Regions from separate parts of the Homo sapiens genome. Here regions 2 and 3 are each linked to region 1. A link is an interaction called in ENCODE POLR2A ChIA-PET data of the cell type or tissue named here. Cell type or tissue: GM12878. All regions are shown on one strand. Each heading gives the region's core, and the rest is flanking DNA. Links, peaks and the distances in the headings are about the cores only.

Evidence for each region. ChIA-PET counts read pairs that join two places held together with the same protein. Peaks named below come from ENCODE experiments on the same cell type or tissue, not always from the same donor. Only the 100,000 strongest peaks of a DNase experiment are listed, where the experiment ranks them.
Region 2: POLR2A ChIA-PET joins it to region 1 with 5 read pairs; 2 of 35 experiments call an interaction of 5 or more read pairs at or near these places.
Region 3: POLR2A ChIA-PET joins it to region 1 with 5 read pairs; 1 of 35 experiments calls an interaction of 5 or more read pairs at or near these places.

What each region holds. Positions count from the first base shown.
Region 1 is chr12:66,066,002-66,076,656 of GRCh38, forward strand. It overlaps the pseudogene RNA5SP362. Among named protein-coding and RNA genes, the nearest start is that of LINC02425, 40 kb to the left of the region's middle. RefSeq lists an enhancer at 653-762. In GM12878, for the core only: no CTCF peak of the experiment used is centred there; DNase peaks (open chromatin) are centred at 6,314 and 6,780; H3K27ac peaks cover 3,442 bases.
Region 2 is chr12:65,913,921-65,924,575 of GRCh38, forward strand. All of the region lies in intron 3 of HMGA2 (high mobility group AT-hook 2), which reads left to right. Among named protein-coding and RNA genes, the nearest start is that of HMGA2-AS2, 29 kb to the right of the region's middle. In GM12878, for the core only: no CTCF peak of the experiment used is centred there; no DNase peak of the experiment used is centred there; H3K4me3 peaks cover 723 bases.
Region 3 is chr12:66,227,811-66,238,465 of GRCh38, forward strand. It overlaps IRAK3 (interleukin 1 receptor associated kinase 3), which reads left to right. Exons shown (of 12, transcript NM_007199.3): 8 at 442-560. It also overlaps the pseudogene RBMS1P1. Among named protein-coding and RNA genes, the nearest start is that of MIR6502, 18 kb to the right of the region's middle. RefSeq lists an enhancer at 7,262-7,341 and a silencer at 7,402-7,681. In GM12878, for the core only: a CTCF peak has its summit at 6,355 (motif pointing left); DNase peaks (open chromatin) are centred at 6,391 and 6,608; H3K4me3 peaks cover 524 bases.

The DNA.
Region 1 (10,655 bases), core at 3,763-8,762:
CATACCCTACAGAAAGAAAAATATGCGGGCTCAGAATTAATATTGTTTTTGACTTATAGGGAAATTCCAGTTGTGTTTAACTTGGACTGTGGGATCCAGGAACTTTACAGAGAGGAGAAACCAATGTGTTTTGAGCAAAAATGTGTATGGGGAGTTCCCTACTGTTTTGTTGCTGGAATCTTGGACAACACAGAGAAAAATGACAAGCACATAATTTAGTCTGGCAGCCATACCACTCTGTGCTGTGAGCCTGTCAGTTCTTTCTAGCTAAGTAAGTGCTGGCCTGCTTTGGTGCAAGGATGAGAGACCTCCCAGGAACAAGTAGGTACTTCAGGAGATGGTGTTTCGCATTCAGTAGGTGGCCTCTCCTCTCCGGGTCCATGTGAATCGATGCCCCGCGTGGTGTTAGGGGGCACTGTCTGCACTGAGCTGTTTACCTTTTGTATGAAACTTAAAACCACAGACCTAACCATTTGTGGTCACCAGAGATCTTATGGCAGACTTTCTAAGAGCAGTTGTGTTAACTCCAGAATCCTGGCCGGAGTCCAACTAAAGTAATTACATTCTGCCTCCCTAAAATACCCCCTGCAGTTTCAATTGAATACAATAGTCTTAGCCCTCTGTCTCAAAGCTGGGCATGATATTAGGATTCCATGCAGGAACAGCCTGTGATTCCATGCTAAAAGAAGTGATTCCCCAATCCTCACCAAGGTGTAGTGATGCTTAATTAATTAGTGCTCATAAAAGCCTGCGGAGAACCACAGTTTCAAAGTGCTCACAGTATGCAAAGTGGCAGGAATGTTCACATGTTCATCTGTCTGTAAAAGCCAGCAGTCAGTGTGGTCTCAGACTGCCTTCACAGAAGCAGAAATTCAGGACAAGGGAGGTAGGGTTGTGTCCCATTGCCCTCTGGCCTGGAAATATATCTGGAGCAGTGTGCTCAACTCTGGAGATGCACTTAAAAAGGGTACCTCATCTAGGTAGAGCAAGTCCTCAGAGGCCATCAGAATGAGGAAGGATCTAGAAATGATGTCATATGAGGGATGGTTAAAGGAACTTGGGGCGTTTAGCTAAAAAGGAAGGAAGGAAGGAAGGAAGGAAGGAAGGAAGGAAGGAAGGAAGGAAGGAAGGAATCCATTCACCAAGACCAAATTCAAGTCTATCAGATGAAATGCAGTCCTCCAAGGACTCATTTAGTCCTCACTGTCTGTAGCACTAATTTGGACCTTTTCACAGGCTCTTATTGGCTATCTAATTAATTCTGAATGTCTTCTCTCGTTCAACATGTGTCTAAGACTTCCCAGAGCAGGCACCATGCTTGATAGGTCGTATCTGTAGTAGTGGTAAGCAAAGTAAATTCAACTCAGTCCTTTGCAGGAGCTGTTTATTAAGAACCTGTGACATGTGTGCTGGGTGTACAAAGATGACTAAGATAAACCTGCCATCAAGTGTGACTTCTAACTGTATGGCATAAATTATAAAAGAACAGATAAATAAAAGAAAGAAAAAAATCCCACCAAGTTAGAAGGTTCAGGAAAGATTTTTATGAAGGAAGAACATATTTTTTAATAAGTTAACGTGTCAGGGGAAGACATTTTACAGGGAAAGAGCCTTAACCCTTTCTCCACTTAGAAAAAAAAAAGTGCAGCTTTCTGCCAGCACTCATTTAATTTTACATAAACACACTCCTTGAGGCTGAAGAAAATCTGACTGATTTTCAATGTGAAAATAAAATATAAAAACTGTTCTTGGAGTTATTTCTAAACAGAACTAACATCAGAATTGTCTGATTCATTGAAATAGTCTATTTCAGAAAAAAGTCAGATTCATCAAATTAATCTTCAGCTAACAACTGTTTGAGAACAATGTTACCACGTGTAGGAATGTCACATTTTCTAGGATTTGACATTTTCAGCAATCAAGAATTACTTTCTCTTTCTCTCTCTCTATATATATACACACACATAAATATACATATATACACATATATTATATATGCGTATTTATATATTACATATAAACATATATACACAAATATGTATATATTATATATACAATATATACACAAATATGTATATATTATATATACAATATATACACAAATATGTATATATTATATACACAATATATACACAAATATGTATATATTATATATACAATATATACACAAATATGTATATATTATATATACAATATATACACAAATATGTATATATTATATATACAATATATACACAAATATGTATATATTATATATACAATATACACACAAATATGTATATATTATATATACAATATACACACAAATATGTATATATTATATATACAATATACACACAAATATGTATATATTATATATACAATATACACACAAATATGTATATATTATATATACAATATATACACAAATATGTATATATTATATATACAATATACACACAAATATGTATATATTATATATACAATATATACACATAAATATGTATATATTATATATACAATATACACACAAATATGTATATATTATATATACAATATATACACATAAATATGTATATATTATATATACAATATATACACATAAATATGTATATATTATATATACAATATATACACATAAATATGTATATCATATATATACACATAAATATGTATATAATATATATACACATAAATATGTATATAATATATATACACATAAATATGTATATATTATATATACACATAAATATGTATATATTATATATACACATATACACATAAATATGTATATATTATATATACACATATATACACATAAATATGTATACATTATATATACACATATATACACATATGTGTATACATTATATATACACATGTGTGTATACATTATATATACACATGTGTGTATACATTATATATACACATGTGTGTATACATTATATATACACATGTGTGTATACATTATATATACACATGTGTGTATACATTATATATACACATGTGTGTATACATTATATACACATGTGTGTATATATTATATATACATGTGTGTATATATAATATATATAATATATTATATAATATATATAATGCATATATAATATATACACATGTGTATATATTCTATATACACATATATACACACATGTGTATATTATATATACACAGATGTGTATATTATATATACACAGATGTATATGTAATATATACACAGATGTATATGTAATATATACACATATATGTGTATATGTTATACATACATATGTGTATATGTAATATATACACATATGTGAATATGTAATATATACATATATGTCTATATTACATATACACATATGTGTCTATATTATATATACACATATGTGTCTATATTATATATACACATATGTGTCTATATTATATATACACATATGTGTCTATATTATATATACACATATGTATATATTATATATACACATATATGTATATTATATATACACATATATGTATATGTTATATAAACACATATATGTATATGTTATATATACACATATATGTATATGTTATATAAACACATATATGTATTAGATAACTTTGCCACAAAATATCTCACTTTCATTGTTATTATTTTTGCATTGCTCTTATATAGTGACCTTGGAAACAAAAGACATCATTCTATTTATAGCATTCTGGTTTTAGTAATCATACTTTCATTTAAAAAATATAGTAATTTTTGGCCCGGCGTGGTGGCTCATGCCCGTAATCCCAGTACTTTGGGAGGCCGAGGCGGGCTCCCAAAAGTCAGTATATTCCGAATTGACCGTTCCTTCTGTTTTCTTTTCCTTCCCTAACTATATCTTCTATTTCAAGAAACATCTTTACATAATTCACAGAAATTACTCCGTGTTTTCCCACTTTCAGGCCCTTGCACTTACACCCTCTGCCTGTTTGCCTCCTGAATACATATAGATATATACACATATATATACACATATATACATATATATGTATGTGTGTATATATAAAATAAATATATATACATATAAAATAAATATATATACATATATATATATTTTTGGATAGGGAGTTTTGCTCCTGTTGCCCAGGCTGGAGTGCAATGGTGCAATCTGAGCTTACCACAACCTCCGCCTCCCGGATTCAAGTGATTCTCCTGCCTCAGCCTCCCGAGTAGCTGGGATTACAGGCATGAGCCACCACGCCAGGCTTATTTTGTATTTTTAGTAGAGACGGGGTTTCTCCATGTTGGTCAGGCTGGTCTTGAACTCCCGACCTCAGGTGATCCGCCCGCCTCGGCCTCCCAAAGTACTGGGATTACAGGCATGAGCCACTGTGCCTGGCCAAAAATTACTATATTTTTAAAATGAAAATATGATTACTAAAACCAGAATGCTATAAATAGAATGATGTCTTTTGTTTCCAAGGTCACTATACAAGAGCGATGCAAAAATAATAACAATGAAAGTGAGATATTTTGTGGCAAAGTTATCTAAGGCCAAACACTGTGGCCACAAGCTCTGCCAGCAAGTATTCAGGGGGCAAACAGGCAGAGGGTGTAAGTGCAAGGGCCTGAAAGTGGGAAAACACGGAGTAATTTCTGGGAATTATATAAAGATGTTTCTTGAAATAGAGGATATAGTTTGGGAAGGAAAAGAAAACAGAAGGAGAGGTCAATTAGGAATATATTTTGGAGGGCTCTGAGAAATTAGTATTGGCTATGGTTTTAATGTGTCCCCCAAATTTTATATGTCGGAAACGGAATCCCAGAATTCATATGTTGATGGTATTTGGAGGTGGGGCCTTTGGGAGGTAGTTGGGATTAGATAAAGTCCTCAGGGTGGGGCCCCCATGATGGGACTGGAGGCTTTCTAAGAAGAGGAAGAGAGACCCAGGCTGACACTCGGGCTCCTACCCTCTTGCCCTGTGGCGCCTCTGCCGTGCTATGACCCCGCATGAGGCCCTTGCCAGAAGCTGACCACATGCAGCCTCTCAACCTTGGACTGCTCAGCTTCTAGAATTGTAAGGAACAAATTTCTTTTATTTGTAAATTACCCAGCCTCAGGTATTCTGTAATACGAACAGAAAACAAACTGAGATAGTGCATTACTGTTCAGCAAAAAGCAGTTAGCTATTGAAGGGGGAGCTACTGAGATGAGCCCTCCACCTCAGGATGCTGCTGTAGCAGGGCTGTGCCAGGCAGATGAGAGAGCCGAAGGCTGGAGTCCAGGTCATTTCTAGGCTAACCAGGGAGGGGGACTCTGGTGCAAAAGATGTGGGAGTGGGGGCCCCTTTCTCGATATCATAGGTAACCCCATACTGGTTACCAACTTGACTTTCTGTGAGTGGCATAGCTCACCCTCACTACTTTCCCTGCGGCCCACCACCCCCACACTGGCAGGCTAACTGCATGGTACGCCCTGGGGGGAATAGGCTGAGAATTCTGAGCCTCAACTCCACCCAGTCTTGGAAATTCTAGCCCTTTATCTCTTTGCCCCTATAACCTGTATCAGAAGCTTAGATTAATCGCTGAGGGACTGCACCCAGGGAGGGATGGGGTGTTACTGGGGAAACTGGATTTACCCTCTAGTTGCTAGGTCTGGCTCCAAGTTCTAGGTTTCCTCATTCCAAGTTCTAGGACCCTTGATATGAGCCATTCCTCTGGACCCTTTCCTCAGGGAGTTTGGTGAGGAAAGAACATGTTAGCATATCCTTAGAGACTGCTGTGGCCTAAGAATAGAAAAAGAGGAAATCACTGCATTGTGGGGGATTCCAGTCCCTCCACTTCTTGCTTCTCTTGGGCCCAGAGAGAAGCTGTTTTCCTTTACAAACAGTGCAGTGCATACATCCAGGGCATAAGAGTTTTGTTCTTTCCTGCGCTTTGAGGAGACTACAGTGTATTTTGCCTTAAATATATGCCCCAACATTTACCAGCTTCACAGTCTGCATATTTCACTTCTAACACTGAGGTTAAAACAAAAATGAATACAATATTTTTTAGACGTGAATGAAATCAACAAGTTTTGTTTTGTTTTTTAAACTTTTGCCATAAACTGTGACTAGTTTTAATGATTTCACAAATTGCTATCTCTAAATTCTAGGAATGTGTGTTTGAGGCTCCCCTATTTTGAGATTATAGACAGGCCAAAGATACAATCTGAACAAATTTTTTATCAAGATAAGGGATGGGGGCTGGTGACATAGAATAAGGGTGTTTCCAAGAGGGTTCAGGACTGGGAGGGAAAATAATCCAAAGTTGTGACCTGTGTTGGACCAACAGTGAAACAAAAACAGCATAAGCTTCCTCTTAGAGAGTTGTGGGAACCTAGAAGTTCCTCTTATGCGAACACCTTCACTTAACAAGTGAGAAACATTAAAACTGAAAGAGAAATTTTCCTAAGCCCTGTTATAAGAAATAAATGTGTAGGAACAGATTACAAGGCAGTATCTATAGTTTTAAGGGTTGGTTCATCAAGCCTATGTTTTGTTGATCTACTAACTACAAATTTGAATGCGAGAGGGACCAATATATAAAAATCCATTCCTTGTCTGAGTTCTTCAACCTGCAAACACACTCAATGATAACAGAAGAATATCAGGATGTGTCTATTGCAAGCTGTTTGTCTTATTTCAGCCTATTAGCATCCCTGGGAGGACGGCATTATCACCTAGTTGTAAAGATGAGGAAACTTGTTTGGCTAAAGTGACTCAACTTGTAAGATATCAAAGTGTGATGTGTCTGGCTTCCAAGCCTAATGTTTTCAGTTGCAACGTAACTTTTTCTATGTTGATTTCCCATTAGCGCTAGGTCTACATGTGAAAATTTCAGTTCTAATTTCCGTTTTAGGAATGGTTCACACTCTGAATCATGTGAGGTTCCTTACGTGGCTTGCGACCAACTGGCCATTACAGTTAATCCCTCGAATCTCTTCCAGGGTATCACCAAATCATTCTCCAAATAAAATTATTCAAAAATCAAATCCAAGGATAAGAAAAAAGTGAGCAGAGGGGAGTCCATTAAGTTTCATCTTCTTCCAATTAGTTCAACACTCTTCACTTATTTGGCTGTTCCAAAGATATTTTGTCCTGCTTAAAAATAGAGGTGCGGCCAGGCATGGTGGCTCACGCCTGTAATCCCAGCACTTTGGGAGGCTGAGGTGGGCGGATCACGAGGTCAGGAGATCGAGACCTTCCCGGTGAACACTGTGAAACCCGTCTCTACTAAAAACAGAAAAAAATTAGCCGGGTGTGGTGGCGGGTGCCTGTAGTCCCAGCTACTCGGGAGGCTGAGGCAGGAGAATGGCATGAACCTGGGGGGCGGAGCTTGCAGTGAGCGGAGATTGCGCCACTGCACTCCAGCCTGGGCAACAGAGCGAGACTCCATTTCAAAAAAAAAAAAAAAAAAATGAGGTGCAAGGTGCAACAACATTCCATTCAAAAAACAGCTAGCATATCTTCTGGCATTTTTAAAAAAGAAGTTTAACCCAGAAATCCTATAAGATTCTTTTTTTTTTTTTAAATTTTAGACAGAGTCTCCCTCTGTCACCCAGGCTGGAGTGTAGGAGTGTAGTGGCGCTATTTCGGCTTACTGCAACCTCCACCTCCCTGGTTCAAGTGATTCTCCTGCCTCTGCCTTCTGAGTAGCTGGGAGTACAGGTGCATGCCACCACATCTGACAATTTTTTTTTTTGTATTATCAGAAAAGTCAGGGTTTTGCCATGTTGACTAGGCTAGTCTCGAACTCTTAGCCTCAAGTGATCCTCCCACCTCAGCCTCCCAAAGTGCTGGGATTACGGGTGTGAGCCACTCACCCGGCCAATTCTGTAAGATTCTATAAGTTCTCCTGCACTTGCCAGGTGTGGCAACTCATGCCTATAATCCCAGCACTTGGGGAAGCTGAGGCAGAGGCCAGGAGTTCTAGGTTACAGAGAGCTATGATCGTGCCACTGCACTCCAGCCTAGGCAACAGAATGAGACCCTATCTCTATTTTTTAAGAAGGGAGGGTACTGGTTGAGGTGGCTTACACCTGTAATCTCAACGCTTTGGGAGGCCAAGGTGGCAGGATTGCTTGAGGCCAGGAGTTTGACACCAGCCTGGACAACATAGCAAGACCTCGTCTCTGCTAATATATATATATATATTTTTTTTAATTAAATGAGCATGGTGATGTGTGCCAGCTGAGCTTAAGTCCAGGAGTTCAAAACTGCAGTGAACTATGATCATGCCACTGCACACTCCAGCCTGGGCAACAGAACAAGACCCTGTCTCAAAACAAAACAAAACAAAAACAAACAAAAAACCACAAAGTTTTCTGCAGTTGATCATGAGAGGCAAGCTGTCTCTTAAACTGAGAGCAGAAAAGCAATGGCAAGGAATATAGGAAACTTTTCTGATATCTTCAAGGTGGTAGAAATTTTATAGTGGAAAAATACACTGCAATGCATTCTGTAGTTAATGAAACCATTTGTTCTTTAACAAATACTTATTGAGTACTTATGATGGATTAGACACTATCAAACTTGCAATATAGCCTCATAATTGAGATCTGAAATAAATAAAGATTTAGGAACTCTTACCTCACTAACCTGGAAATATGATCTTAGCAGTAAGCTGTATATTTCCATCCAGTGATGATAAAGAAAAAAGGGGAAAAATTTTGTTGTGGAAGCCATACATGTTGATAGTAGTTGCAAGGAATAACAGCACACACTTCTTATGAACTTGAAATAATGCTTCAAGCATTTCTTGCTTTCCACACAAATATATATCCGGCCACAAATGTAAACACTGTCCTCCCACATAGTCCTGGCATTGCAGAAAGAAAGAAGCATGAAACAAGGAGATCTCACCTCATGACCTCTGTATCCCAGCTCACACACGGTAACAGGACTTTCCTGATACATTTTAGTGAAAGTTCAATCAGATATCCTTGAATGATATACATACTTTTAAATACAAAGAAAAGGAAAATACTTTTATGATATTTTAAATTTGATCCTCTAGAAAGAAAATAGATTTCAGTGATTATACTATCACTATTACTATTGCTGTTACTACCTTAGACATAAATAACAGAAAACATTTTTCTTAGAAAAAGTCAGAGGGTTTCTGACACAGAAAGTGAAACACAGATTATTATTATTTTTTATTTTTTTGAGACAGAATCTTGCTCTGTCACCCAGGCTAGACTGCAGTGGTACGATCTTGGCTCACTGCAGCCTTGACCTCCTGGGTTCAAGCGATTCTCGTGCCTCAGTCTCCCGAGTAGCTGCGATTACAGGCATCCGCCACCACACCCAGCTAATTTTTGTCTTTTTAGTAGAGATGGGGTTTCACCATGTTGGCCAAGCTGGTCTCGAACTCCTGTCCTCAGATGATACACCTGCCTTGGCCTCCCAAAGTGCTGGGATCGCAGGCGTAAGCCACCATGCCCGGCCCAGATTAATTAATTTACCTAATCACACAGGTGGTTTCTAAAGGACAAAAGTAAAAACTACATACTATTTTTGGAATTGATACTACTATTTGGGGACACAGCATTCACTTCCAGAAATTTATTCTACAGATATGCTCACATGAGTGTGCAAAGTATACAAGGATGTTCATTGGTGTTAAAACAGAGAAAAATCAGAAATGAGAAACCGAGTGTCCTTCAACAGAGGATTGGTTAAATGAATTATGTTACATCCACAAATGGAAAATGAAAATTTCCTTTAAAAAATGATTTAGGCCAATATGGGATGATATGGAATAACCATAATATATAAGGTCTTTTGACTCTAAGTTTAGTGTTCAATACACTATGTTGTCCATTTTGGTTAAAGTTGGGTCAGGAAAACAGAAGTCACTCTATGGAGGAAGGGCTTTAATGGAGGGAAGTAGAGGCTTACACAAACATTGGTAGGGTTGGGGAACAAAGGTCAGGGAAGCCATCACCCATTATCCCAGTCTGCAAGACTATGTGAGCGGTTCTCAAGAGCTCTTCCGGAGGCTCTCAGCCTGCACTAAAGCAAATGACTCTCAAAAAGCCATTACCAACTACAGCAGCCACTTGCAGGACCAAAGCAGGTAATTAGCAGGAGCTCACCCAGTAGCAACCATAGACCATTCATGTGTGATCAGCCCACACGCTGGCCTGAAAATGCCTCTGGAGAGTAATAGTCTCTCCTCTTCTCCCTTCTAGGTCTCACCATGGATCTCGCACTGGCCCACTCAGGCCCAGAAACAAGTGAAGAGGGAGATTCTTGGAAATGTGTTGCAGAAGAGACTGGGGAAGCTGGGGTGGCAAAGGTGAGGATTTGACCCCAGATAGCCCATCAATTGCCATTTACAATTGAGGTTACCATTGTAACCTCATTTGTAACCATTGTAACCATTGTTACATTTTATTTATTTATTGTAACCATTGTAACCATTACAATGGCAATCTATTGCCATTTACAATAGAAGTTAGCATTAGGATCCTTTGACTGGTGGGCCAAGGCATATTTGAAATATAATTTTACAAGAAAAATTTTAACTTATACCCAATTTCTCTAAAACAGCATCTTTAGGACATGTGCTCAATTCTCTCTTGAAGGTAGAAGTCATCTCTTATTTTCAGAACTGAGAAATCAAAAAGAACTTCTGAGCTTCGAAAAATGTGCTGCCTTTTCTTTGAGTCCTTGCAGTAGAG
Region 2 (10,655 bases), core at 2,494-7,493, 150 kb before region 1:
CTAGGGTTGAACACAATGTTGAGAATTTGAAATAATTGTCTTTATTCATCCCCCTGCAACATGCTTTTTAAAAAATGTTTTGGAGAGGATGTGGAGAAACAGGAACACTTTTACACTGTTGGTGGGACTATAAACTAGTTCAACCATTGTGGAAGTCAGTGTGGCGATTCCTCAGGGATCTAGAACTAGAAATACCATTTGACCCAGCCATCCCATTACTGGCTATATACCCAAATGACTATGAATCATGCTGCTATAAAGACACATGCACACGTATGTTTATTGCGGCATTATTCACAATAGCAAAGACTTGGAACCAACCCAAATGTCCAACAATGTTAGACTGGATTAAGAAAATGTGGCACATATACACCATGGAATACTATGCAGCCATAAAAAATGATGAGTTCACGTCCTTTGTAGGGACAAGGATGAAATTGGAAATCATCATTCTCAGTAAACTATCGCAAGAACAAAAAACCAAACACCGCATATTCTCACTCATAGGTGGGAATTGAACAATGAGATCACATGGACACAGGAAGGGGAATATCACACTCTGGGGACTGTTGTGGGGTGGGGGGAGGGGGGAGGGATAGCATTGGGAGAGATACCTAATGCTAGATGACGAGTTAGTGGGTGCAGCGCACCAGCACGGCACATGTATACATATGTAACTAACCTGCACAATGTGCACATGTACCCTAAAACTTAAAGTATAATTAAAAAAAAATGTTTTGGTTGTTTGTTGTTGTTATTGTTGTTGTTTTTGAGACGGAGTCTTGTTTTTGTTGCTCAGGCTGGAGTGCAGTGGTACAATCTCGGCTCATTGCAACCTCCACCTCCCAGGTTCAAGCAATTCTCCTGCCTCAGGCTCCTGAGTAGTTGGGATTACAGGCACCCACCACCACACCCAGCTAATTTTTGTATTTTTAGTAGAGACAGGGTTTCACCATGTTGGCCAGGCTGGTCTCGAACTCCTGACCTCAGGTGAGCCACCCACCTTGGCCTCTCAAAGTGCTGGGAATACAGGCGTGAGCCATCGTGCCTGGTCTAAAAAATGTCTATTAGTGTTCCATCACTAGATCTCTTCTGAGGTATTCATGCCATATGCCCCATCCTGATGTCATATCCACAGGACAATCTACTACCAAGAACCAGCTCCAAGAAGAAAACATCTCTGGGAAACAGTACCAAAAGGAGTCACTGAATTGTCATTGGAGGAGTCCAGGATAGCTCTTCATGTTATTTTCACCTTGAGGAATTGTCCATTACATCTATGAGCCTTATGTGTGGCTTTCTCCGATATAGAAACCTATCAGGTGTCTTTTAGATCATTTCAAAACACTGGCTTATTCTTTCTTATGTTTCCAACTGAAGTCTGCATCCCAAGATGTAGTTTCACTGCTACCCCATATGGCACCCTTGTACGAATTTGAAAAAAGTACTCACTCTAGGCACATGCAGAGCCATGCCTGCGGGGACAGCTTAGAGAGTAGAGGGTGGGCTGAACTCCAGTTACTCTCGTACAGGGATCCACCTTTTTGCAGAAATCACAGTGTGGCTATGGTGTGGTTTGATTTCATAAAACAGATGCTTAAAAAGTATTCACTGTCTCTGTCTCTTCAGTGCCATGTAATATCACATGACTTTCCTTTCTCATTCCATTGGTATTTTCCTGTGTCTTTTATCCTCTGTGCAGTTTGTCAGTAACATTTCATTCCCAGCTTCAGATGGGCTGCCATGACTTCTGCCAGTTCCAGCTATTTCTTTGGATGCACCTTTGAATACCTACCTTGACTTACATTTTTTTGTTTTGTGGAGTTACTCTTTGGGTTTAAATTTTGGACATTTGGGTATTAACCCAAATAGATTTTGCTTAAAATGTCCACATTCTATTAACAGATTCTTAGTAATAGCAAATTGGCAAAATCAAGATAGTTAATTCATATTAACGTTGCTTCCCCCTCTTCTCTACCACGCCTCTAGAGATGACTTAACTGAGCATCCAAATGACCTAACCCAGGGTACTGGAGGGAAAGGGGGAATGGGTGACCATCAGTCTTAAATAATCTACACACTAATAACCTTCCTAGGAGGTGAGAGTCCAGTCGTTCTAAGAGGAGTACCGTGCTGTCATCCTTGCCAGAAAAGAAGATCCTTTTATACTAGGCCCACAACTTTGAACAAGTCCCCCACAGAACAGTAAGGGAGTGCAGTGGACCATTACATTTTCCAGGGCTCAACCAAATTGGTTCTGGTGATCAATGAAGCTGCAAGTCTGAGGCAGCTGGTTCCATGTTCAGTAACTGATAGGTATTCTTACATTCATCTCAAGGAGGTAGAAGAATACTTTAATATAAAAAAGTGTGTAAAAAGGGATGAAGATTAAGAAGTGGAAAACTTGAAGATAAGCCAGAGGCAAAATTTCCTGACAGCATGATGTACTGGACTGCAGATAGGTCTTTTGATGGATATGCTTGAAATTCCATTGTTACATTTATCTTGTCTGCATTTTTCTGCATTTATTTCTAATGTGTCTGCTAGGCCAGTACCTCTCTGGGAACATAATATAAAAACAACTATTAAGTAAATAGAAAAGCTTAAACAATACGCATATAACTCCAGCTTGAAGCATTTTTTAATGCTTTATAAATCACTAGAAAACACGTGACAGGAACTATTCCTGATCAGTCTTAGGATGTGCAGGATGCCCCAAGAAGCTTTTCCTGTTTACTACTTTTTTGAGTGTATGAATATATGTTTTTTGACTTTGAGATAGTTAATATCCAGAAGAGTTCTTTGGCTATGGAAATAGCCTTGAAGGCTTGGGTCTGGGAAAATAATAGAGAGAAAGAGTTACTAGGGCTTAGTAGAAGAATTGAGGGAAGGATGCAGGGAAAAGCGGACAATAAATAGAAAGAGGAAGCTGGTGAAGGTAGACTTTGGCAGCTGGGGCAGCGGCACTTGGGCCGCTTATGTGAGGTAGCCCGCAGAGGCACCTTTGGGTGGAGAGAGAATAAAATCTGGTTTTGACACGTTTGTTTTAGATGGCAATGAAATGTCTAGCCTATATATTTTGTAGACACTGAGAAATAAGGGACTGAAAAGAGGAAGAGGTGTCAGGGCTGAAGATGGAAATCTGGGGCTCATCTGAGTATAGGTGGTAATTGAATCCTTATGGCTGCACTAAGGGAATAAGTAGAGAAGGAAAAGATGGGCTAGGAGCCCCTGGCTGAACCCCAGGGGCACTAAGTGGTAATGCATGGAGGGAGGGGGAGAAGTTAAAAGAAGGAAGAAAAAGCAGACAGAAATATCTGAGGAGTCCCAGGGCCTAAGGTCCCTGCCACTGAGGCCGTGAGAATGTTGAGAAGGCAGCACAGATCCCTGGAACGGGATTGCCGCTAAGAAGTTAAGTAAGAAGCCATGGTGTTTGACAGCTTCCATAAAAGCAAATGACAAAAGCTAGGACTGCAGAGAGGTGAAACCAGGGCCTAATCTGGATCTGGTCTGGATTGTTTCCTCCATGCTCTCTAGCACAGAGCTTTATAAGACAGTGTTGGTTTAACGAATGAGGGAGGGAATGAGGGAATGACTGAATCAAGCAAGTAAGCAGATATAGAAACATGGGCGTTTTCATAAAGCAGAGTACTCAACAGTGCCTGTGAGCATCACTGACAGGCCAAACACATAAAACAGGCAGAAGGGAGAAAAGGAATTGAGAAAAAGAAGGACAAGGAAGAGACAGAAGGGGGAAGGAAAGAGCAGTAAGAACTGAAAAAGGCTGGAGTTTCCTGGAGTGTGCAGTTGTGGAGCCCTAGATCTGTGGGTTTGGCCCTTACTTTGCTCGTATCTCTAGTTGTTTCTTTGACATTCATCTTGTGTCTGTGATGAAACTTTAAGTTTCTTAGTAAAGACAAGAACTACTATTGTGTATCTCTTTAGTACCTAATACAATTCTACAAGCATTTACTTTATTCTTGATAACAGGTGGAGAGAAAGAAAGCAGGTTTTCAGTAATTTATAAAAGTGAAGAATTATCTAGAAATGTAGTCAGTGAAAACATCCAGTTTTGATAAGTCAAACTAAAACATCCATTCTTCACTCAGAGTAGGCTTTTAAACTTGGATTTTCTAAGTAATTTACTCAAAGCCCTCTCTCTCAAAGACCCTCTTGTGAAATGCCCTTGTGAAGTGCTTGTGAAATGGCCTTTTGAGTTAGCTCCACAAAATGTCCTTCCTAATCTTAGCAAAATGAAGAAATGGGTCAAAATGATTTGAAATATGCTTCTCTGTCTCTTCCTTCACCTCTTTTTGGTTTCATTTTCGTAAGAGTACCTGTCAGCATTTGCAGAAGAATTAAAGGCAGTGTCGTTCTGGAGGGAAATCACATGTTCCTTTAATTTTGTGATGGAAGGACTTATAAAGAGAAGTGGAGCTTGGTTAGAAAGGGGAGATGTGCACATAGGAAATGTAAGCAGGGCTGGTGAGAAAACTTGGTGGTGGCGTTTAATTAATTTTGAAACTGGGAAATAGTTCTACAGTTAATCTGTAAGTTTTTTTATGTTGAATGCTTGGAAAATTTCAACTTTTTTATTTTCAGACACTTTGTATGCAGTGATGACATAAATAAGAAAAATGGCCTTGAAAACATCAAAAATGTAATTTTCACCTTCTTATGCTTTAAAAACACCTGAATGCACTTTTCTCAAACTTTTAAGAAAAGAAACAAAACTCAGATTTTGGTAAAGATCAAGATGAATGGTGTTGACAAATTTCAGGAGGCTGGAGAGTCTGAAAATAGTCTTATGGATGACATCTGTATGTAACTTTTTAATGCTCTACCACAGATGCTCCCATAAGGGCAACAGAGAAATAGCTGGAAAAGGTAACAATGTTACTTATTTTATTAAATACGTAAGAATTGTTTGCATCCATTTCCTGGCAGTATTTCCTATTTTTAGGAGTGAGGTGAATGATGTTGTAGAGCTGGAGATACCAGTGGGCTGACTACAATTTTCAAAGCACCTTGAGATGTAAAAAAATGTTTCTGTAGGAGGGAAGGGGTACGGTTCTGATAAATCTCTCAGCAGGATGAAAAAGAAAAGGGAGGTCTAGACAGTCTTGTTTCATCTAATAGAATTTTCCCACAGAAGATGGGCAAACATCAGATAAGAACATTTATCAGACCTCACACATTTTACAGCCATATCCCTTTGGGAACATTGCGCAGCATAGACTTGCTAAGTCCTGAAAATGGAAGACAGAAAGCACTATAAAAAATATGGACTGGCGCCCTGAAAAACCAGTCTTTATTACTCACCCTAACATATACATTTGGCATTTTGGTGTACTTGTTAAATGATACATAAAACCGTATCACTAATGAAAATACAGCAGTAGTCCATGAGCTCTTGGCTCAAAAGAAAGCAAAAGTAAATTAAGCAAAATATCTACTTTAAAAAAAAAATGGTAGTAGTCCCATTGGACCCACTTTCCTATTCTGCTCTTGCCTGATTTTCATAACAGTGGGTGAATGCAGAGATGCTTTAGTAGTAAGTGCAGGTGATGCCAGGGCAGATTTTTGCCAATGAAATAAGAATTTAAGAAAAATGTTAAATTCATGTAATGTTATTTCAAAGGCTAATCCAATAATTCTTAAACATTTATGTAAATCTGCCATTTTCTCACTCTGGAAGACAGATAAAGAGAACCACGTGAGAAGATATAGCATGTTCTATTACTTGCCATTAAATTGATAAGAATTACAATGTCTGTGAATCCATCAATACCACTGAAGGACATGCAGTGGAATCAAATAGGTGGCAGAATAGCTATATGAATCACATAATATAACAAATCTTTTCACCAGATGGTGTTCAGATTTGCTGTTTATTTGTGGCTTATTTAATATTATCCTGCTTTTCCTCAATCCACAAAGGATTCAAAGCTTCTTACAAAGAACACCTTGGGCCTCAGGCAACCAGTTTTTAATGACGAAAGATGGACTCTGAAGTCCATGACATTTAGTAATTTGTCACTTTTCTTGTGCACAAAGTTGAATTCTGGCTCCGGGAAGCTGATGTTTGGGAGAAAATCATTTAGTTGTGGATGAAGTGAGCCAATACATAGCTGGTAGTCCCAATATGACTTGTTTGTTTCCTAATTTGAGTTTACATAGTAACTCTTTTAAAGAAACAAAACCATTTTTTAGTGGTGGGGGAGTTCTTTGTGAAAATAGCCGTGAAGTGAGAGATGAGTCCGGGGTAGAAGCTGGAAAAGGAGTTAACTTGCAGTCTGAGGATGTGCACAGGAAACGCTTGCCTCTAGATAGTAATACAGTTTCAGGAGAGATCTCCAAACCTGAGTGAACTATTTCCTGGATTCTTAAGTTTAGAGACTGTGAATCTGGGGGCTTGCCAAGTCCTCAAAAACATCAAGGGCCTACTAAAATATAATAGAAAATCTAGAATAAAAAAAGAGAAAAAGACAAGGAACATGTAGATTTGTTTAGAATGCGTATTTTAGGTGCAATTCTCCTATTACCAACTGATATGGTTTGCCTGTGTCCCCACCCAAATGTCAACTCGAATTGTATCTCCCAGAATTCCCATGTGTTAGGGGAGGGACTCAGCAGGAGGTAACTGAATCATGGGGGCCAGTCTTTCCCATGCTATTCTCGTGATAGTGAATAAGTCTCACAAGATCTGATGGGTTTATCAGGGGTTTCCACTTTTGCTTCTTCCTCATTTTCTCTTGCCACTGCCATGTAAGAAGTGCCGTTCGCCTCCCGCTATGATTCTGGGGCCTCCCAAGCCATGTGGAACTGTAAGTCCAATTAAACCTCTTTTTCTTCCCAGTCTCAGGTATGTCTTTATCAGCAGCGTGAAAACAGACTAACTAATACAGTAAATTGGTACCAGGAGAGTGGGGCATTGCTGAAAAGCTACCTGAAAATGTGGAAGCGACTTTGGAACTGGGCAACAAGCAGAGATTGGAACAGTTTGAAGGGCTCACAAGAAGACAGGAAAATGTGGGAATGTTTGGAACTTCCTAGAGACTTGTTGAATAGCTTTGCCCAAAGTGCTGATAGTGATATGGACAATAAAATCCAGGTTGAGGTGTTCTCAGATGGAGATGAGGACCTTGTTGGGAACTGGCACAAAGGTGACTTTTGTTATATTTTTAGCAAAGAGACTGGTGGCATTTTGCCACTGCCCTAGAGATTTGTGGAACTTTGAACTTGAGAGAGATGATTTAGAGTATCTTGCAGAAGAAATTTCTAAGCAGCAAAGCATTCAAGAGGTGACTTGGGTACTGTTAAAGGCATTCAGTTTTTGTTTTTGTTTTTGTTTTTTGAGACGGAGTCTTGCTCTGTCACCCAGGCTGGAGTGCAGTGGCAGGATCTCGGCTCACTGCAAGCTCCGCCTCCCGGGTTCACGCCATTCTCCTGCCTCAGCCTGGGACTACAGGTGCCCGTCACCATGCCTGGCTAATTTTTTTATTTTTAGTAGAGACGGGGTTTCACCATGTTAGCCACGATGGTCTCGATCTCCTGACCTCATGACCCGCCCGCCTTGGCCTCCCAAAGTGCTGGGATTACAGGCGTGAGCCACTGCGCCCGGCAGGCATTAAGTTTTATAAGGGAAGCAGAGCATAAAAGTTTGGAAGATTTGCAGCCTGACTATGTGATAGAAAAGAAAAAAATCTCATTTTCTGAGGAGAAATTCAAGCCAGCTGCAGAAATTTGCATAAGTAGCAAGGAGCCTAATGTTAATCCCCAAGACCATGGGGGAAATGTCTCCAGACCATGTCAGAGACCTTCACGGCAGCCCCTCCCATCACAGGCCTGGAGATCCAGGAGAAAAAGTGGTTTTGTGGGCCAGGCCCAGGGTCCCCATGCTGTGTGCAGCCTACGGACTTGGTGCCCTGTGTCCCAGCAGCTCCAGCTGTGGCTGCAAGGAACCAACGTACAGCTTGGGCTGTGGCTTTGGCGAGTGGAAAACCCAAGCCTTGGCAGCTTCCAAGTGGTGTTGAATCTGTGGGTGCACGGAAGTCAAGAATTGAGGTTTGCCAACCTCCACCTAGATTTCAGAAGATGTATGAAAACACCTGGATGCCCAGGCAGAAGTTTGCTGCAGGGGAATGGCTCTCGTGAAGAACCTCTGGTAGGGCCATGGGGAAGGGAAATGTGGGGTTGGAGCCCCCACACAGAGTCCCAACTGGGACACTGCCTAGTGGAGCTGTGAGAAGAGGGTCACCATCCCCCAGGCCCCAGAATGGTAGATCTACTGACAGCTTTCACTATGTGTCTGGAAAAGCCACAGACACTCAACACCAGCCCATGAAAGCAGCTGGGAGGGAGGCTGTACCCAGCAAAGCCACAGGGGCGGAGCTGCCTAAGACCGTAGGAACCAACCTCTTACATCAGTATGACCTGGATGTGAGACCTGGAGTCAAAGGAGATCGCTTTGGAGCTTTAAAATGTGACTGCCCCACAGGATTTCGGACTTCCATGGGCCCTGTAACCCCTTTATTTTGGCCAATTTCTCCCATTTGGAATGGCTGTATTTACCCAATACCTGTACCCCCATTGTATCTAGGAAGTAACTAGCTTGCTTTTAATTTTACAGGCTCATACACAGAAGGGACTTGCCTTGTCTCAGATTAGACTTTGGACTGTGAATTTTTGGGTTAATGCTGAAATGAGCTAAGACTTTGGGGGACTGTTGGGAAGGCATGATTGGTTTTGAAATGTGTAGATATGAGATTTGGAGGGGCCAGGGGCAGTATGATATGGTTTGGCTGTGTCCCCACCCAATGTCAACTCAAATTGTAGCTCCTAGAATTTCCATGTGTTGTGAGAAGGACCCAGGGGAGATAATTGAATCATGGGGGCCGGTCTTTCCTGTGCTATTCTCATGATAGTGAATAAGTCTTATGAGATCTGATAGGTTTTTCAGGAGTTTCCGCTTTTGCCTCTTCCTCATTTTCTCTTGCCACCACCATGTAAGAAGTGTCTTTCGCCTACCACCATGATTCTGAGGCCTCCCCAGCCATGTGGAACTGTAAGTCCAACTAAACATTTTTCTTCCCAGTCTTGGGTATGTCTTTATCAGCAGCATGAAAATGGACTAATACACCAACCTTGGGAAACTTCATTGCCTGACCATTTCCCTAGTTTCTTCAATTGGAAACGAGGGGAAGCTGCTCATCCCCACCAATTGTTGTGCCCCAAAGAAGGGCAGCGTGGTCCTCCTGCTAATTTAGTTGGTAAACTTGGGCCCAATCAAGTAAAAAAAAGAAGAAAAAAAAATCCCTATGGCTATTCTTAAAGAAGACCCCTCAAGAAATAAAAGAACATGGTTCTGGGTCCTTTCCCACTCCCAAAGGAGAGCAGCTCCATTTTTATGATTTATATAAAATGATGTTCTGAAGACTGGGGGTTAGGGGAGAGAATGAGGAAGTGGAATGTTTCTTTGATGAAGGAACACTCACCACCCACTAGGGGCTTCCCTGTGTTACATTCAGACTATTGTCAGTTCCTGGGCTTTCAGGGACTAAGCTGGTACAGTAGTGAGCTCCCCTTGCCAGCTACAGCACTGGACCAGTCCAACAAAATATATTTTGAGGCTGAAGATCAAACAACTTAGTGAATAATGGAAGCTCCTGTAGGCTCCTGTACCCTGTGGGAACCTAGAAGAGTATGGTAGGACAGCAACATAAGAGCCATTTTCTGGCTTCAAATGGGAGCTCTAGGGCTCTGATTGGAGATGCCAGACTTTATCACCCGTAAGAAAGTCATTCTCGCCGGGTGCGGCAGCTCATGCCTGTAATCCCAGCACTTTGGGAGGCAGAGGCGAGTGGATCACCTGGGGTCGGGAGCTCGAGACCAGCCTGACCGACATGGAGAAACCCCGTCTCTACTAAAAAATACAAAATTAGCTGGGTGTGGTGGCACATGCCTGTAATCCCAGCTACTCGGGGGCTGAGGTAAGAGAATCGCTTGCACCTGGCGGGGCGGAGGTTGCAGTGAGCCAAGAGCACGCCATTGCACTCCAGCCTGGGCAACAAGAGCAAAACCCCATCTCAAAAAAACAAAACAAAACAAAAGAACAAACAAAAAAACCAGGAAAGTCATTCTCTGACCCACCCCCAGCCCACCTTGGGAAGGATACTATTTAATAGTGACTTAAATTCCTCTTAGGGTAGGGAAGGTCCATCTTGTCTTGGCTTATTCAGGGCAGTGGAAGCTTTACCCACTTCCTACTCTTCTTCATGTTATTGAAGCCCAGTTAAAATGAACCAACTTAGAATATAAAATTATTTTAATATTTCTTCATCTGACTTCTAATCCCATTGTTCTTTTTGCTGTATCTGAAGATAGTCCCAACTTCTCAAATATGTTATTAATTTCTGGGCTGTAAAATGAATATGGAAGAGGGACTCAAATTTTGTAAATGCTGTGGGGTTACAAATCACCAATTGTCCTCTGCCTCTGTGTTGCCTCAGCCTACCGCAAGACCTCCCTACACACACACACACACAGACACACACATCCCTGAAGTCACTCTAAATATCAGTAATTATGAAGTTGGCCAGGCACAGTGGCTCACGCCTGTAATCCCAGCACTTTGGGAGACTGAGGCAGGTGGA
Region 3 (10,655 bases), core at 3,844-8,843, 160 kb after region 1:
GAGGTTGAATAAATGTCATGATTCCTCGTTAGATGTCTTTGGAGGTTAAGTTTAAAAATTGATTCCAAATAGGTTGTTTCAGTTAGGATGAGAATAAAAGCAGATTGTCTCAATTACTCATACTGTTGTACCACAAGTAACTTAAAAATCTTATTTAATGAACTTTTAAGCAGTGTTACCTTACTAGCTATGTTTTGATTAAGCTAATATTGAGAAGTATTGAGTATTTTCGTTGTCTATAAAAGAGGCCTAGAACTGTCATCAGTAGCAGAAGGAAACCCATCTGGAATTAAAAATAGGTTTTGGAAAACCAAAACGTTGATTCACCCACCTCACCCCACCTTGCTATCTACTTCTATTCTGGTGTATGTCTGCATAATGAATACATAGGTAGTTTTTACTCAGAAAGTGCAACCAAACCAATTGCTGTTGTTGTTTTAGGGTGACACGGCCCCACTCCCTTGGCACATTCGAATCGGTATATTAATAGGAATATCCAAAGCCATTCACTACCTGCACAACGTTCAACCATGCTCGGTCATCTGTGGCAGTATATCAAGGTAAATTATTCCAGAGCTTTTGGTTATACCTGAAAGCTTCTTTTATCCTCACATGTGAGTCATACTTCACACTATTCTCTGCTGTAGTTCTCCTGGTATGTATGTGTGTGTGTTAAGAATTCTCATCTAGGTATTTAAAAATCCTATATTTTTATTAATGAAAATGTGTCTACCAAATTTAAAAAGCTATATGTATGTTGCCAAAAAGAGAGTTTACATTATCTTTGGTAATTATTAATGAACAATGTAGGATAGACAATTCTGTGTACAGATGGTCCCAATTTATGATGATTCAACAAAATGATTTTTTTTACTTTACAATGGCACAAAAGTGATATGTATTATGTAGAAATCATACTTTGAGTATCCCCATACAATCATTCTGTTTTTCACTTTCAGTACAGTATTCAATGAATTGCATGAGGTAGTCAACACTTTATTATAAAATAGCCTTAGCACTAGATGATTTTACCCAACTGTAGGCTAATATAATTGTCCTGAGCACATTTAACATAGGCTGGGCTAAGCTGGGATGTTCGGTAGGTTAGGTGTATTAAATGCATTTTCGACTTACCATGGGTTTGTCAGGATGTAACCTCATAAGTTGAGAAGCATCTGTATTTTAGTAATTATTAATGGCACTTTGTGAAATGAACCTGTATTTATGTACTTTTTTTAAAACTGAAGTTTAAAGAAAAATTAAGCAACTTAAATGGGGATTCCTAGCAAGCTGGCAGTAGTAAATAGCAATAAAAATTGTTTGTCCTTGAGTCTCCAGTGTCTTGCTCATCCTACTGAGCCTGCTGTCTCATAACTTTATATATTAACCTATGACAAGCTGAGCAGCAACCCCAATGTTCATTTTTGAGACATGAGAAAATTAGAAGCAACATCTCCCACATTTCTTCTTCTAGACATAAAGAATCATTCACCCAGAGTAAATACCCCCTGTCGGTGAATTTTTTTCTATTTGCCCTTTATCTTCAACCTGTCCAAAAGTACATGAATACACCTTTGCTGAATATCAAGGAAGACTGAATTTAAAAGGCTGCTGCTGCTTCTGAACCATTTCCCAGTATCTTGAAAAAAACTTGTAGTATGCTTTTGACTTGGGCAGAAAAGGAGCTGATTGCTTACTTGTTTTTCTGATGAAATGAACTCCATAGGAAAAGACTCTAGGTTTTACTTAGTTCTAGAGGGGCGGGGTGACCTACCCATAGACGTCTGTGCCTGTTGCAGTGTGGCAATCCAGCAACTGCTAATGGCTTTGTAGAATCAGCATAAAATTAATGCACACTCATGGGACCTGAATATAGAGGGACCATGAGGGTCTTCAGTCAGTGGAGTTATCCGTTGGAATTGCTTTCAAAGGGCTGAGGTGGCCACCCACAACCTAAAACAATCCCTCCTCCACTCAGCTTGCAACCAACACTGAGCACACTAAGTGCTCAAATATATGTTTTACTGAGTAAATAAATATCTGGAATGTTGCTAAACATATTTGTCCTTTGGTCTAAACTTAAAATAAGTATTAGCTTATTTTAAAGCCCCAAGCAGCAATAGATTAATTTTATTAAGTTTCCTTTTGTGTGACTGAGTTCATCAAATCCTTTCCTGAATGCAGAGTTTGAAGAAGAAAGAAAAGAGAAGGTGTTGGGGTTTTGGCTCTTGATGGGAGATGGGGACAGAGGGTCACTAACTGAAGCAAAGGGAGCATCAGGGCAGGGAGGGAGGCAGAGGCAAGCTCTGCCCATGTCCCGTTCTTTTTCACAGCTGAAACTGGGCAAGGTGATTTGGATGTGCCTAACAGTGTCTCTCTGCTGGTATTTGGTGAGAGCACAGGCTTTGGGCCCTCATTTCCACTTTCTCACTGTTGGTTCGTGTCTTCAGGTAGGTCCAGGAAGTGGGCTCAGAAGCACAGATTTACCTGCAGGAGGTTTTTAAGGGAGGGCTCTCAGGGACAGCAAATGAAGCGAGGAAAGGAAAAAGGCAGGATTGGGCAGCTGGAGAGGTTGAGTTGGGATATTATTGTCATAGAGGCCTCAGTCCATGCCATGGGGAAGCACTGAAGCTGGGGTGGCGCATCAAAGACATCCCAGAGGCAGGCAGGGCACTCTGAGCTTTGCACCCCTGCATCTGACCAGCCCTCTTGTGGAGCAGTAATGTGGCTGGGTGAGGCAGCTCCCTTCTACCAAGACAGTTCCCAGACTGTGGCTCAGCTGTGAGCCATCTTTAGCCAACTCTTACTGCTGGGGAACCAGAGCCTCCCTGGAACCCAAGGAGGGAGCCAAGTAGGGTGGGGAAGGACAGGGTGGGGAAGGAAGGGGTCGGGGGGCGGTGTGGAGTCATGGTGGGAGAGTGCACCATGGCAGCCACCACAGCTATGAAGGAAGATTTGACAGGACAGAGTTCTGAAAAATGTGACTCGAAGATTTTTCTTTTTCACATGTTTGCTCCCCACCCTCCTCCCATCCTTTTCTCTTAGCTCAGTGTCCCCTAATGTTTAAATCAGAGAGACCTTCCACTTAAAATGCGATTCTGAGCAAATTGCTTAATGTCTCTAAGCCTCAATCTTCCTCTCTGCAAAATGTTAGTAGTAGAATAATAGCTTCTATCTCCTAGGGTTAAATGGCATAAGGTCCTTGACAAAGAGCACACACATCTTCAGTGGTAATTCCTATCCTGACTGGTTGAGAAGTGGTGGGAGTGGCACAGTGACAGAGGCCAAGTAGTGTGGTGGCCAATCAGTCTTTTTACTTAACACTCTTACCTCTATCGTCAATTTATAGTGTTTGAAAAGTGGACCCACTGACTAAGCTCTAGTTTAAGAAAAATTACTTCTCTGTTAATATGTTTACTGGCCAGGTGTGGTGGCTCACATCCATAATCCCAGCACTTTGGGAGGCCAAAGTGGGCCAATTACGTGAAGCCAGGAGTTCAAGACCAGCTTGGCCAACATGGTGAAACCCCATTCTCTACTTTAAAAAAAAAAAGTGTTTATTAAATATCTTGACAATCCCATTCATCTTACTTCACAAATATTTATAGAACATCTGTTGTGTGCAGAGCATTGTGTTAGACCACAGGGGGAGAGACAGTGATGATAATAGTCTTGTCCTTGAAGGTTCAACCTGGTGATCAGAAAGATAACACAAACACAAAATGTGTAGTGCAATGGTAACTATGCCCACTGAGTGGTTGGTCTGAGAAGGCTTCCTCTCGTTAGAGAGTTCCAAGCCAAGTCTTGGAAAAAGTGGGTCATTGCAGTGGATTGGTTGAAAGAAGCGGAGAGAATATTCCTGGTGGAGGCAATAATTTGTTCAAAGGAACAGAGTAAAGAATTGCCACGTATATAGTAAAAGCAAGAGAAATCAGTTGGTTGGAAAAGAAAGGACAAGGTTGGAGAATAAGATAAGGTGAGACTACAGAAGAATGAGGACTGTGGTGAGCAGGGGATGGAATGCAGCTTTGGATTCTGACTAGGCTGAGGAACTAGGTTTGACAAGCTGGGCTCTAGTGAAAGTCTGCAGCTTGTCTAGGATATAGGTGGAAACTGAAAGGTTCTAGAGTCTCTTAGGTGGTCTCACAACTTAAGAGGAGGCCAGTTCTTCCAGGTCACTATCCCAGGAACTTGTCTGGATGTGCAGAACTATAAAAATCATTTAAGCAACACTGCTAGACAGAATGCCCAACAGGTAACAAAGATACAGAGTACCCAGAGAGATCTGATCAGAAACAAGAATATTATGGAAGAGACAAGGCTTGAAATGCATCTAGCAATGTATTTTATATTTTACTTGGTGGTGGGGCTGCTGACAATTGTTGCCTTTCTGAGTGTTCCAAAGAGTTCAAGGACTTCAATGTAACCCATCCATAGAATGTGCCCACCCAGGCATGTGTCAGGGTATGGAGATCCATGGCTGTGGGCATTTGTTTGAGAACTGTGGTTTCACAAGGGCTCATCAATGTGTCCCTGCCTGTTCCAAAGCAAATCAGTCCCTTCCACGGCCATTGAACTTTTGGCCTTTCTGCTGAGCCTGCCAGCAAAGATGTTAATTAGTGCCAACTATAACAGTAGATTTCCCCCTCGTGTTTGGTGATATGCACACCTGTTCTCTAGAAGCTGGAATGAAACTAACTCAGTTCATTTGGGCCACTGAACACCTGTCAGATGGTAATGACAGTCAGTCCCCAGCAGCCTCGGCCAGATGTGATTGGCTGACCTAGATTACCCTCCTGAATCTCTTTTAAATGAATCCTCCACTGTGCTCTAAACCTAGGCCTCCCTGAGTGTTGGTCCCTCTGTGTGTAGCTCAGTGCTTTTAGGACTGAGCTGTCCAAATCCCTGCCTGTTTTGCCTTTGTCATATTAATTTTCTAAATCTATGTAAGGGAAGATAGCTTCTAGGAGGGATGCAGTTTTATTGTACGGCTTTGATAATTGGCTGAGAAAAGGACATCTCAAAATCTGTGTTAAACAGTGGCCTTTTCCCAGAGTAATTCAGGGCTCTGTTTTTATTGGAGGAGTGAACAATGGAAGATGCTGTTACCTTTATTTTCTTTTCTGTATTTGGGCTTCAGAGTGATGAGTCACAAAAGACTTTATCCTAACCCTTTGATATTATTATTATTATTATTATTATTATTTTTAAAAAGCCAAAATTTCAGCAACTTTTATTGACTACCTTTTAAAAGCCCTATGCTGCTGTTTTACAAGGCATAATAGACCAGCTCATCTGGTCAAAGCATTCTACATCATTAGTTTGAACTAACTTTTACTGAAACAGCTACAGCATCAAAAGAGTTAAGGCAAATTGGAATTCATAGAAAAGGATAAGACACTTCACACTGCATTGAAAGAAAGACAGGCCGGGCGCGGTGGCTCACGCCTGTAATCCCAGCACTTTGGGAGGACGAGGCAGGCGGATCACGAGGTCAGCAGATCGAGACCATCCTGGCTAACACGGTGAAACCCCGTCTCTACTAAAAATACAAGAAATTAGCCGGGCATAGTGGCGGGCGCCTGTAGTCCCAGCTACTTGGGAGGCTGAGGCAGGAGAATGGCGTGAACCCGGGAGGCGGAGCTTGCAGTGAGCCGAGATCGCACCACTGCACTCCAGCCTGGGCGACAGAGCGAGACTCCGTCTCGGAAAAAAAAAAAGGCCGGAAAGCTAAGAAGAGAGACACTGACGGCAACACTGAATTACAGCAACACTCGCACTGCAAGCACAGAACACCATGGGTGAAGTCGGACTAGTTAAACTTCAGAAAGCCCATTTCATACAGCTGGAAAAAAAAAACACAGATTAAACACAAAATGAACAAAACCACAAAAATCCGGTCATGCACTTGGATAAGTCTTCACGGTCTTTGTGCATACCCAGAAAATTGAAGTTTTCTTTTCTTTTTTCTTTTTCTTTTTTTTTTTTGCATCATAACATTTGATAAAAATCTGTTTGTTTGTTTGTTTTACTAAAATAAACCTGTTCGGGGGAACAGCTACTAGATGAATTTAAGGTTTTTATGCACCTTATAGAACTTATAGCAAAAATAGTTTTAGTTGATTTCGTTATAAATAACGTTTTCAAGAACTTGTGCAAAATTGTCAATAATTTCCTAAAGCACAATTGATCAGAAAAATCCATGATTGTTCAGCCTTCACACCCTTCTTCATGTAAGAACACCTTTCTGTACATCTCACAGTTACTTATTAGGTTGAAAGGTATATGGAGAATGGTCATTAGACGTCTCGACAGCCACCTGCTGTTGACCACTTGCCTCCTCAACAGGAGCCGCTGTCGTCTGCATATGTTCATACTGTGGCAAGTAGGCTCCTTGCATAGCTGACGTTGCAGGCATGTATGTTCCGGTGCTGCCTAGTGACAGATGACTCATCTGCTGGGCCAGAGGGCTGATCATTGATGCGGGCTGTAGTGACATGGTGTGCTCCATTGAGGGAGTTAACACGGCACCGGGGTGCTGTAGAATATATGGTTGAGGTTGCGTCCAAGAAGGACTTTGCACCTGGTAGGCAGATACAGGAGATACAATATAGGGTGTAATAGAAGTTTGAGTGATCATTCGGTTTGTAGCAATACTGTATGGTGAAGGATAAAATCCGTTTTGTATAGCAGCTGTAGTTGGGTCGTAAGTAAGTGTCATTCCAGTAAGTCTCACCTCTCCTTCTCTATGCCATGGTCTTCCATTAGGGATGTATTTGTTTGGGTTCTGTCTCTTTTTCTGTCCTCCATCAGAAAACTTACACAATAAAGGTTCTGTGGGGGCAGAAACTCCTGGTGGTGTCTTAATAAATTTTCCATTAAAATGACCAGTAACAGCTTCACATTTTTCTGTTGATTCCGTCCTAGCAAAGCCAACACCACGACTTGTACCACTGGCATCACGTAGTATCCTTGTAGAAATAACTTGTCCAAATGGTTTGAGCATATTTTCTAGTTCTTGCTTATCCATGGAGAGTGGCAAATTAGAAATGTAGAGGTTGGTAGGATCTTGTTCCTGTTGCTTTGCCATTTGAGCTTGAACCCCACTGGCCTTCAGGGCAGACACAGCTTTTTGAGCTGCTGCAGGGCTGTCAAAGTCGACAAAACCATAACCTTTGCATTTGTTCGTTGTCTTATGCAAAATTGCGTTTGTGGAGACTATTTTCCCATATGGTTGACAGAGCTTCACCAGGTCCTGGTCGGTGGTGTGGGGAGGCAGTCCTCGGATATAGAGGTTCGTTTTGCTGAGCTGATCCCATCCTGAGTTGCTGCTGCTGCTACTGTTGTTATTACTGCTGGTGGTGCTGGGACTGGGAGGGGCCATGGGGTGGGCTGGGACCAGAGACTGCTGCTTGCGATAGGGCGTCCGGCAGTTGCTGCTGCCCCCGGGGTTGCCGCTGCTGCTGGGGAAGATCATCGCTGCGGGCCGCGGCGGCGGGCGCGGGCGCGGGGCAGCCTGGGCGCGGGGCAGCCTCGCCGCGAGGGGGAGGACGCAAGGAGGGGGCCGGCCGGGCCCCGGGCCGAGGCAGCTTTGGGAACTCCCTCTCGCCGCGCGGCGGCGGCCGGCGGGGGCTGCAGCTCCGCGCTGACTTCCCCTCCGCACTCGTCTAAAAGTGCGGCGCGGCGCGGGGCGAGACTCGAGCAGCTCGGGCAGCCGCCGCTCTGCGTGCCATGGACGGGAGTTCGCGCGCGGAGCTGGCGGCGTCGCCGACTCTCCCGGCGGCAGCGGAGGAGCAGCGCCGCCGCGTCCTCCGATATTATTAAGTTATGTTTTTAAATAGTATGAAATAGCATGGAACAATGTATATAAAGTGAGATTAAGTGGAAAAGACCAAATTAAAGTAGCGTATAGTATATAATTATAACTTTGTATAACTACAAATTCATGCATTAAAAAAATATTAAAAGTAAAATATACCGAAATATCAACAACGTTTTGTTTGGTTGGAGAACCTATAGCTTATTTTTCAATGGCTTATTTTTTTACTTCTTTATGTTCTTTAGATTGTATTTAAAGAAGTATGTTCTAGTCTAGCAATAACATAAAATTTATTAGACAAAAATAACTTGGCGTCAGACCTTACTGTCTCAAACCAATTAATTGGAAAAAGTTCCAAAAGACAGTCTCAAGTTACTAAATGAAATCCTTATCAGTTCAATCATTCTCTGTAATTAATTTTATCAGTAAAGAAGCTTGATAATCTGTCATTTTTATGGTTTTAAAATAGTTTTTAAAATGAAAGTTGGAAAATCATTATTCAGCAGCCTGGTGCCCAAAGTGTGAATAACATCTTTTGTCTAAAGCAAAGTGAAATGGTTCTCATGTCTTCAGCAGGGAGGAGGGAGGATGAGGATGAGGATGTGGATGTGGGAAGACCACCAGAAATCTGGGTTCAGGCCGGGTGAGGTGGCTCACACCTATAATCCTAGCACTTTGGGAGGCTGAGATAGGCAGATCACTTGAGGTCAGGAGTTTGAGACCAGCCTGGCCAACATGCTGAAACCCCATCTCCACTAAAAATACCAAAAAAAAAAAAAAAAAAAAAAATTAACCAGGCATAGTGGCTTGTGCTTGTAGTCCCAGCTAGTCTGGAGGCTGAGGCAGGAAAATTGCTTGAACCCAGGAGGTGGAGGTTGTAGTGAGCTGAAATTGCATCACTGCACTACAGTCTGGGCGATAGAACAAGACTCCGTCTAAAAAAAAAAAAGGAAAAGAAAAAGAAATCTGAGTTCAGACCCAGGTCTTTTTTCTCTTTCTGTGGCCAGAGAGTGGCCAAAAGTTTTCGCACTTGCACATTCGGAGCCAACCAAGACAGTCTTAAGGTGACCTCTTGTTGCTGTCAAATTCTTTGACATTACACCTGCCTATTTTTGTACTGGGCTCTGTACTCACGAGTCTAGGACTGTTACAGGAGAACGTGACCCTGTATTCTCTTAAATCCTGGTCAAGCTTTACCCTGATCAGCTTCCAAATCAGAATGAGGTCAGATATGTTTAGGGAGGCGCCTCCAGCCACCTGCCCACTCTGGAGCAGGTTTTAGTCAAAGTTCTGAAATGCCTGTTTTTCTGAAACACCCTCTCCCTAGTCTTTCATCTGTCCTTCCCCTTCTTTACCAGCCACCCTAGCGATCTCGTTGTTGTCCCTGTCTCTCATCACTGGTTAAGAGTGTGGCCTTTGGGGTCACATAGATCTCAGTACAAATCCCTACTCCTCTACTTTCTGGCACTGTGATCTTGGGCAAGTCACTTAATCCCCTGAGGCTCAGTCTCTTACCTCATCTGGAACTGGGGTGACAGTGCTCCACCTTCTCCCAGCATTGTGAGGAGGAAGTGAGGTGATAGACTGAAAGCACAACCCAGGCCTGGCAATGAGCTGTAATTATCCCCCCACAATGTGAGAAAAGTGCTTCATCCAACCTGTACTTGAACCCTTGCTGTATGGTGGGCCCAGCATGTTGTGGGGGTCCAGCTCCATTTGGGTGCAGCTCTCATTATTCAGACTTCTTTTCTGTGGAGCTAAAATCCTGTGACTTGCCCATTTGCCGCTGGAATTATCTATATACAGCTAAAGAAAAAGGAGATAAAAGCTCATTTCATTTCTCTTTGAAATCAATAGTCTCTTAGTCTTTCATGAGTAGCTGAGTAAAAAGATGTCTCAGTTAACTATAGTAAATCAAAAGAGCACCAAACAGAAAAATAGTGGGGCTAGGTGTTAGTTCTGGCCCTGCTATTAAGCGGTTTTGCATGGAACAAGTCATGTCAACCCTGTGGGCCTCATTCACCTCCTCTGCAGGATTCTATAGCAGTGATGACAAGTCAGTGTTGTCTCATGTTCCATGTCTGATTGATTGATAATGATTTCCCACATGCAGGGTTGAAAGAGAATCTATGGTGGGTGCTTTCTGAACTAAATTTTTGATGTTTGCCAAGAATATGGGAGGATGTTTTGGGAGGATAAATGTTATGGCAACATTTAAGCCACATATTCACCATTCCTATACTGAGTAGTCTAGGGCTACCCTCAGTTTCAAATCCTCTTTACATAATTGATTATATCAACAAATATTTACTTAGTATCTTCTATAGACTCAACATTATGCTTAAGTAAACAACATCAGGTGGGCTCCCTGTGGGTGTCAAACAATGTCGTTGGAGCTGTACAGCAGGAATTTTGGAGAAAGGAGGAGCACTGGAATTTGGAGCAGTCAAGTGAAAAGTTTATGGAGGAAGTGAATCTTATGGCTGCAGAGAGGACTCAGATAAAAATAAAGCAGGGGAGAGTATTTTCAAGATGAGGGGAACAGAATGGGGAGAGGCCAAGACAGCAGAAAGCATAGTTTGTCCTGACTGCATAGTAAGTACTAATACCTTAAGGGTAGCAGATAGACTGCAGTCAGATGAGAGAGCTCAATGAGAGCCAGAGACTTTTCACCTGGCATCAACGCCTGCTGAATAACTTGTTAGCAATCCTCCCAGCAAGCCTGAGTTCAGGTATTACAGTTATTATCTCCATTTGATAGAGGAGAAAGCTGAGGCTTACAGAGATTAGTGACTGGCCTCTGTCTCATGGCTGTAGAAGGGAAAAGGGAGGTTGC